Regions from separate parts of the Homo sapiens genome. Here region 2 is linked to region 1. The links are chromatin loops, found by intact Hi-C in ENCODE. Cell type or tissue: A673. All regions are shown on one strand. Each heading gives the region's core, and the rest is flanking DNA. Links, peaks and the distances in the headings are about the cores only. Region 1 overlaps LOC107986836 (a long non-coding RNA gene). Region 2 has its middle 110 kb from the start of LINC02903.

Evidence for each region. Hi-C counts contacts between places; a loop is a spot of excess contacts. Peaks named below come from ENCODE experiments on the same cell type or tissue, not always from the same donor. Only the 100,000 strongest peaks of a DNase experiment are listed, where the experiment ranks them.
Region 2: a loop joins it to region 1, with 2.3 times the contacts of the local background. A loop is called at or near these places in 2 of 110 quality-filtered maps.

Annotation. Positions count from the first base shown.
Region 1 is chr7:108,822,920-108,827,324 of GRCh38, reverse strand. The region is part of intron 2 of LOC107986836 (a long non-coding RNA gene); the gene reads right to left. Among named protein-coding and RNA genes, the nearest start is that of LINC02903, 59 kb to the left of the region's middle. RefSeq lists an enhancer at 1,420-2,619. In A673, for the core only: no CTCF peak of the experiment used is centred there; DNase peaks (open chromatin) are centred at 824 and 2,344; H3K4me3 peaks cover 1,179 bases; H3K27ac peaks cover 1,949 bases.
Region 2 is chr7:108,768,814-108,773,218 of GRCh38, reverse strand. No RefSeq gene overlaps it. Among named protein-coding and RNA genes, the nearest start is that of LINC02903, 110 kb to the left of the region's middle. In A673, for the core only: no CTCF peak of the experiment used is centred there; DNase peaks (open chromatin) are centred at 1,138, 1,708 and 2,058; H3K27ac peaks cover 4,000 bases.

The sequences.
Region 1 (4,405 bases), core at 134-4,133:
CAAAGTCAGAGCTCCACCAGCAAGGAAGAATGGATATGGTACAGATGTAGTGGGGTACCAGCTGTATGTGCTACACTGATCTCTCCCCTAAGCAAGAGACCCATGGATACAACTCTTTCCAAAACATCTACTCCATATCAAATTTATATACACTGCTTTTGCCATGAGAATTCTTCTTATGCTTCCTATTCCATTTTATAACACTCCTGTATAATAAAAAGCCTAGTCAGAAACCTGGGCAGGGTCTTCAACTCCTTCCTTTTCCTATACAAGCAATCCTGAAATCTGATCATGGTGACTCTCCATTTCATTTCTATGGCCAGTTCCTCCTAACTCAACTCCCTGTCTCTAGCGTGGCCTTTCCTCATAAGTCCAACTTGCTGACCTGATGACAACAAGGGCTATTAATCTGAAACACAAACTGACCATGTGATTCTGTTTATGGATTGTCTAAAAGAGGGGCTCCATAACCATGACTTCCCTGAAATGAGATGCAAAATTTTTTGAATATGTATGTGAAACATTTTTTGTGAAACAAATTTTTGAATAAGTATGTGAAACATTCTGATAGATTACTTCTGAAAAGTCCTTGACCCAGTAAAGCTTCAAAAACTACTGACATAATGGACACAAATCCAAGATATTTTGCATGGAACATAAGGACATTTCATAATCTGCTTCTTCATTATCTCTTCAGACTCATCTCTTACATCTCTTTCCCTTATATCTTATGCTCCACCAAAAGTAAACTACTTGCAGTTACTCAAGCACGACTCTGTGCCTATGCACAAACCAGTACATCTTTCTAGATTACTTTCCCTGCCATAATCCAATTAGTACACGTCAATGCATCCTTCAGAATCCAGCTTGTATATCACTTCCTCTGTAAAGTCTCCATTTGTGACCTCAGAATGTATCAACTGCTTCTATATACTTTTATTCTATAGATATTTTTCTATTTATGATACATTTGTCACTATAATGTATATTTTCTTATTTCCTCCACCAAACTGTGAGCTGCCTGAGGAGAGATTGTCTGATTCTTTTTCAGTGTCTCCATCTCCAAGAAGAGATCCTAATACAAAGTAGGTGTTCATGATGTATTTGTTGAAAAGAACTATTTGAAAATACGTTATGTCCATAGTTAACATATAATAATGCAATGTGGATTAACCAGATATGGAGAATTATTCTTATAACTGCTTCCTCTCTCTTACGTAGGTTTGACAGCAATAATTCTCAAACTTCAGTGTGCACCAGACTTAGCAGTGAAACTTTCTAAAATTACGGAAAGAAGCTTCAGGCCCTATCCCACACCTGCAGAGCCAGAATCTCTAGGGCTGGAGCCCTGGTGCCTGCTTTTTTAATAAACCATCCAAATGAATCCAATAACTTCTGCTCTCAAGAATTGACAGAAATCGCTTTCCATTCCAGGACAAGAACCAAAGACAAATTCCTATTTGTCTCCTCTTCATGATCTTAGGCAGAAGGGTCTGTCACTACTGAAGACAACAAAGGATAATTCACTTTAGTCAGTGCTGACTTGCTTGGAGAAGAAATGTAAAAGCACTCAAAGGCAGAAAATAAAAGCAGTTCCAGTCCTGGAAGTCATTTGGACAGTTCCAGTTGAAGAGCCAAAGCAGAAAATTAACATTCTAGCTCCTAGAAATTTTATTTTCGCCTTTCTTCTAGGCATAATTTATAAGTCAAATAGAATTGCTTTGGCCTGGGTGATTTTGCATAATGGTTCCTAGCATGGTATTATGGTCTGCATTCAGCATTATTTTTCTTACATTTCTGTAGAGCAATGACAGCACTATTCCCCAAGCATCCCAACAAAGCTCTCAGCCCACACCCAGCTGCTGCCCAGGCCAGTGACCTGTGGAAAGACAAAGACAAGAATGCTATGCAATAAATCAGAAATGGCCTGGAAGATAAACCTGGCCAAAGAACTGAGTGCCTGCAGCCAGACTACAGCTGTTTTCTCTTTGGGCAGCAAGGAGGAAGCAAGTGTGACTCCTCAGACTCCCTCAAGCCCTGCTGATCAAGACAATGGTTCTTCTTCATTACTCATCTATATGAAATAGTTCAGACATTGCTGTTTACTTATTTATAATAAACCTAATTACTCATCTTATTGCCATACCTTGTCTTCCCAGTCTTATTTATGCATTGCTTACCTGGGTAAATACGGTGGCCACAGAGGTGCCTCACTTCCATTACCATTCAGCAGAACTTACTGTGGGAAACATAGCTGATGGAAAGCTCCAACTTCTGCCCCTTCGGATTCACCAGGCAATACTTTCCTCAGTCTGCTCCCAGCCAATGACTCAGCACAGTGGGAGTGCTGGATCCAGCCCATTTCTGCCTGCCACAGGAAGCCCCGTCATGGGAAACTTTGGCTCAGAGCTGAGACATAGCCAGAATTGCATTGAAGTTTGAGTATTTTCCTACTCAATTCTTTCTCTCTTTTCTTTTTTAGATGTCAGACCTAGATTGTGGTCTGAAGACTTATCCTGCTTCCACCTTCTTTATTTTTCACAGGTGTTTCCCCTCAATAAGTCTCTTGCATATCTAATCCCCATCTTGGCTTCTTGAAGGATCCATACTGACACTGTGTTTGCTGTGTTAAAGATAATTGTAAGTTCTTTGCAACTACTCTCATTAAAAGGTGAAAGCCCTGTAAGACAAGGCTTCCAACCATCCACACCAATATGCCAGATATGCAAGTGAAAACATCTGGGAACCTCCAGCCCGGTCCATCTGCCAGCTGAGTACCACTAAGTAATCTCAATCAGCATCATGCAGATCACCCAGCCAAACTCTGCCTGAATTCCTGGCCCATATGATTTTGAAAAGAAATAAAATGCTTGTTCTTTTGTGGTAGTTTGCAGCAATAGTTTACCAGAATAGGTATCATTTTCTTTTCTTTTTCTCTCCTGTTTTGTTAAGTTAAAAATTAACAGCTTATTTACATAATTTCCCACAAAAGAAAAGGTTTTAAGAGTCTATATGGAGGAACATTTTACATAGTGTTTAAGGCTACAATTTTTAAAGTAATATTAGATTATTCCAATATAACCTGTTGAGTTGAATGGAAAGTCCTTGAAATTTCAGGTGCTAAGAAAGCAACTTTCAAAAGCTTTTCTACCTATGGGTCTTTAATTCATTGGACCACTTTCTAGTAGAAACCAACTCAATAATCTTCCAGGTAGTATGCAATTCTATAAGATTTTTTCAGCACAAAAGAGGTGGAGGGATGCAGTGGAAGCTTTTCAAAAAATTGTGGCTGTTGAAAAGAGCATGCTGCTGCAGGCTGATTTGAAATGGAACACTGATTTTATTTTGATCAATAAATCTAGATAACACAAGGCATTACCATTCTCAAACATTGCGGTTTTTGCTTCATTTTAACTGAATGTGTCTTGTGGAATCTTGCTTTATTCCATAAAACAGAATGACAATTTTTTCTCCGCAGCCAGACAAGCTAGACCTATCTGAAATCAATCTTTCAGCATGGCAAATACATTGTAAATTATAAGGCAATGTGTATACTAAAGCAAGTGTCGTAGTTAATTTTAACAATTTTTTAAAAGCATGTCGGGGTTTTGATAATACCAGAGAGATGAAAATGTCTTACACAGCATGCCAGATCAGCACAGTTTTCAATTTGAGATTAGAGGCCATTGACTAACATGTCATCAAGTTCACATAGTATTTATGGTTGATCTGCTCAAGAAATTAAAAGCATTGAATCTTGGACATGACACAGATGTGAAAGACTAAAACACAACACTTGAAAATATTTCAGTTGTGATAAATATATACCTTTAATAGATGCTTTATTTTTCAAGAAACCACACCTGCTTTGAAATTACAGGTCCACGGAAATCTTATGCCCTGGTGTCAGTGTCCCTTAGATTCATCTATAATGTAGGCCACTGCAATAATTTTGCCCTTAAATTAATTGATCCCACAGATGAAAACTGTACAATCTTTGCTTTTCACCGTATCTTTAGAAGCCATTTTTCTTTTGCCTATCTCAAGAACCCTACTCTTTTGAAGTATATCATCCACTCATATATACATACATCCACATATTCCCTCTGTTAGAAAAAGTGTCTTAAAAAGAAAAAGAAAATCATTTAGGAAAACATAAACTGTTTCATTTTTGCAAGGGAAGGATGTGTGGAGTTTTTTCTCTTTAATAATTCTGTCTTTTTATTTTATTGTGGTAAGAAAATGTAACGTGATTTATCCTCTTAAATTCTTAATTGTACAATGCATTACTGTAGACTATAGGTACAATGTTGTACAGCAGAACTCTAGAGCTTGTTTATCTTGCTTAATAGAAACTTACGCCCATTGATTAGTAGCTTCCCATTCCACCCTATTTTCCTGCCAT
Region 2 (4,405 bases), core at 176-4,175, 54 kb after region 1:
ATTGGGTCCTTATGTCCAGTATTACTAAATCAGTCATATATACATAGCTACCTAAATTGTATATATTAAGTAAGACAGGCAGATTTTTTGTTTGTTTTGTTTGTTTGTTTGAGACAGAGTTTCACTCTTGTCGTCCAGGCTGGAGTGCAATGGCACGATCTTGGCTCACTGCATCCTCCACCTCCCAGGTTCAAGTGATTCTCCTGCCCCAACCTTCCAAGTAGCTAGGATTACAGGCATGTGCCACCATGCCCAGCTAGTTTTGTATTTTTAGTAGAGATACGGTTTCTCCATGTTGGTCAGGCTGGTCTTGAACTCCCAACCTCAGGTGATCCGCCCACCTCGGCCTCCCAAAGTGCTGGGATTACAGGGACAGGGTTTTAATGTGTGTGATTTTTTTTTTTTTTGGCCACCCACCTCAGAACCACCTGAGTGCTTACTAAAATGCAGACTCCCAGGCCCAGTCTCAAACCATTAAATTGTAAGCTTAGGAGATGGGTTCTGGAAATTTGCATTTTAATAAATTCCATGAAAATTTTTCCACAAGACTCCTGCCATTTAAAAATGAGGTTTGAAATTACTCCCACATTCCATTTGAGCTACCTTAACAACTTGAAGTAAAAAGGCATAATTATCTCAAAAAGAACTAAGGAAATGCTTTCTTGGAGGAAAAAAGGAAAAGATATTTTGGAAAACTAGTATATGGCATCGTCCAGGTTAATAACTCAACTACAGATAGCTCACCCACTGAAACTACTTTTAGAGATCATAAAATGTTATAATTGGAAGGGTCTATAGAAGTCAATTAGTACAACCTTAACTTGACCTCCATATTAAAGCTGAGGAAATCAAAAGCCATGGAGTCTAATTATTATCTGTTACTTTATTTATTTTAAAAAGGGATATTTTGCTTGCTTTTTAAAGAATCATACATATAATGACATTTTTTTAAATACATGCATTTTGCCAGAATAGCTAATCTCATCCATTGAAGGAAGCATAAGTATACCAGGCCTCATTTATTTTGCTATGATTTAATCCAATTATCTAAGCCCCAAACATGAAAAAAATAAATTTATGTAAATAACTGGTTCAGTCTCACAGTTACAAGTAGGTTATGATGTGCCAATCATCCCATGCCCTCAGAAGGCAATAAAGACACAATTTCAAATGTCATGCTTTTGCCTACTGTCAGCCACATGAAGGTTTGTGAATTTTAAACATATTTGTATGCTTAATAAGTACAGATTCTTCTACCCACATTTCATATAACTACATGTACGTTTTGCTCATTTCTCTGTTATGTTGTCAGAATCATCTAACGTGGCTCAAATCACTGAATACCATAAAAAGTGACATTTATTTTCTACAAAAGATGGCCCATAGACATAAACATTTGACCAAAAGCTAACTGGATTTAACCTAAATTGCCTATCATAAATCCACAAAATTCAGTCCTCAGTAAGAGAACAAAAGCAGTTTTTTTTAAATAAGGCATATACCTAATGACATTTGTTCTCTCTGAATAAAATAGGGTTGTTAAATCACCCACTGTTATAATCACTCCAACAACTACTCTCTCCTTGCTCTCAATGCAAGTTCACATTTCACTGAGAAATTAGAAGCAGCCCTAAGGGAATGCCCACAATCTCTGTCTACAGCATAAGCACTTCTGTGCTTACAAACCCTGCCTGCTTCCCACTAAACACAGATGCACTATCCATCCTCCTCTCAGAGGCAAAGCTCTCCACTCTTAGGTAAATCTTAATCGTCTTGCCTTCTCAACAGAAATCTCTCCAATGACTATTTCCCCCACATTTTCAATGCTTTCTCGTTTCCACTAGATTATTCCCATTAGCATTCAAAAATCTATAATGTTCCACATCAAAGAAGAAAGAAGGAAGGAAGGAAGGAAGGAAGGAAGGAAGGAAGGAAGGAAGGAAGGAAGGAAGGAAGGAAGGAAAGGAGGGAGGGAGGGAAGGAGTTCAGAAAAACTTTCCCATACCCGCTTTACTGCTTCTTATGTCATAAAAGCCTTACCTTCTCAAGACTGATCTCCCTTAGACTGGGCTCCCAGAAAATAATTTGTTGTCCTACAGAGTTCCCATAGAAATTGGGGAGCTAGTGCTTATTGTAATAATGAATTCTGGTCAGTCAGAGGCTTGAACCACAGCCCTGCAAGCAGCCAAGGCAGGAATGAAAGGAATCAGACAGGAGTCCAAGTATCCCAGCCATCCCATCACATCGGGAGAGGAGCTGGTGCAGCTTGAAGGCCCCCCAGGCTGATGACAGAGTCCTTCTCCTAGAGTCTGACACTCAGGCCTGCTAGATCTCTGTGCACTGCTCTAAAATGCAATGAGGCCATGGGAGTTCACACTTCTGATACTGGTTCTGTGCCTCTGAGTTTTCTTCCAATAAACATTGTCCCATCAGGCTGGGTGTGTGTGCTATCTGGCCATTCATTCAACATGGCTGAAACAACAATACCATTCCCTGTTTATGGCAAAACTCTTCAAGAGTTATCTATACTTGCTGTGTCTATTTTTTGTCTTCTTCTTCTCCTTTGAACCCGCCCAGAAAGGCTTTGTCTCTGCCATTCTATCGAACAACTCACAGAATTGTCAATAATAACCCCCCATTGCCAACTCCATCTTCCTTTCATTAGACCTATAAAGAGTTTTTGCCTCTGTGCCCCTCCCTCCTTGAACAATTACTTCACTTGGCCTCTGAACACCACTATCTTTTGCTTCTCCTTGTATCTCAGCATCTCATTCCTCTTCAGTCTTCACTGATGATTCCTCCAATCTCTAACCCTTGAAACATACCAGGCCTCAGCTCTCAGAACTTCCCATCTAAACTTACTCCCTAAGTGATCTCTTCTAGTTCCTGACTTTGATGGCTCTAAATACCAATTTTATGCTGATGATTCCCAAATGTTCAGGTCCAGCCATGACCTTTCCCTTGGAAGTAAACACTCATCTCTCCAGTGTCCAAACTTGACATATCCCAAAGTGACCTGCCGAGTTCCCCTACCAAATCTTTACTCCAGCATTGCCCATCTTAGTTGCTCAGGCCCAAAACCTTAAAATCATCTTTGGCCACTAGCTTTTATCTCATGCCCATCATCTATTCCATCAAAAAATTATGTCACCTCTATCTCCAAAATATGATAAAAATCTAATCACTCGTCACACCCTCTATTGCTATCATCCTGATCCAAATCACTCTTGCCCATTGCCTAGATTTGAACTAGCCACCACAGTGTTTACTTCCACTTTGGCCCCATTCCAGTTATTCTGATAGCACCCAAACTAATCCTTTTTAAGGAAAATAACATCAGGTCACTTTTTCTGCTTGTGGCCTTCACTGCCTTCCCATTTCAATCAGAGCAAAAGCCAATGTCTTATTATGGCCTCCAAGGCCCTATAAGGTCTGAATCCTCCCACTTCCTTGCTGACGTCAGCTACTCTCCCAATCACACAGGACTCCTTGCTGTCTCTTAGGCACACTTTTGCCTCAGGACAGCGGCTCTTTCTCCTGCTATGAGCACTCTTTTGGCAAATAACAACATTTGCTTGTTTTCCACTTCCTTAGGTCTCCAAGAAAGGCTTCTACATAAAATGGCTACTAACAATTCATGTACACTGGCAGTTTCCATCCCCCATCACCCTGATCCATTTTTTTCTCCATAATACTTATTGCCATTGAACATATTATACTTTTATTGTCTATTTTATCCACAATAATGCAAGTTATATTACAGCAAGGACTTCATCTGCTTTGCTCACTGCTGCACCCCCAGGACTTAGGACAACACCAGCTATATCATAGGTGCTCATTATATATTTGTTGAATGAATGAATATATATATATGTTAAAATGATGAACAAATTAAACCAGGGATTTTTTAAATATTCAATCACAGTTTGACTAAAATCACATTAATTTTCCAATGAAAAGCCTTTAATAGTCATGCAAAAGGTTGCTCTAAGATGGCTGATTAAACATTTCATTTCCAAAACTAAATTTCTATCCTTGGGTCACTATTTTCAAACAACCTTTCAGCCCTTTTGAAAGAACCCTACATAGATTATTATTTATTCTTTTCATTATTTCATGACATTCTCAAAGATCAAGTAAAAAACACATGTCGAAGCAATTTCTCCCTGTTTCTTCTGATTAAAATCAATACTTTTCCTGCTCTTAACAGCAGTAAAAATCAACACAATAGTTACTGTTAACTCAATAGAATGTCAAGTGATATCTTTGTGTATTGTTACCAGCAGGGATATCAACAGAAGATTACCAACAGCCTATAATCATTGCTGGCTTTATTATCTACAAAATGTCATGTGTGCGTATGGGATTTCACAAAACATCACAGTGAAAACAAGGCTCCTGCCTC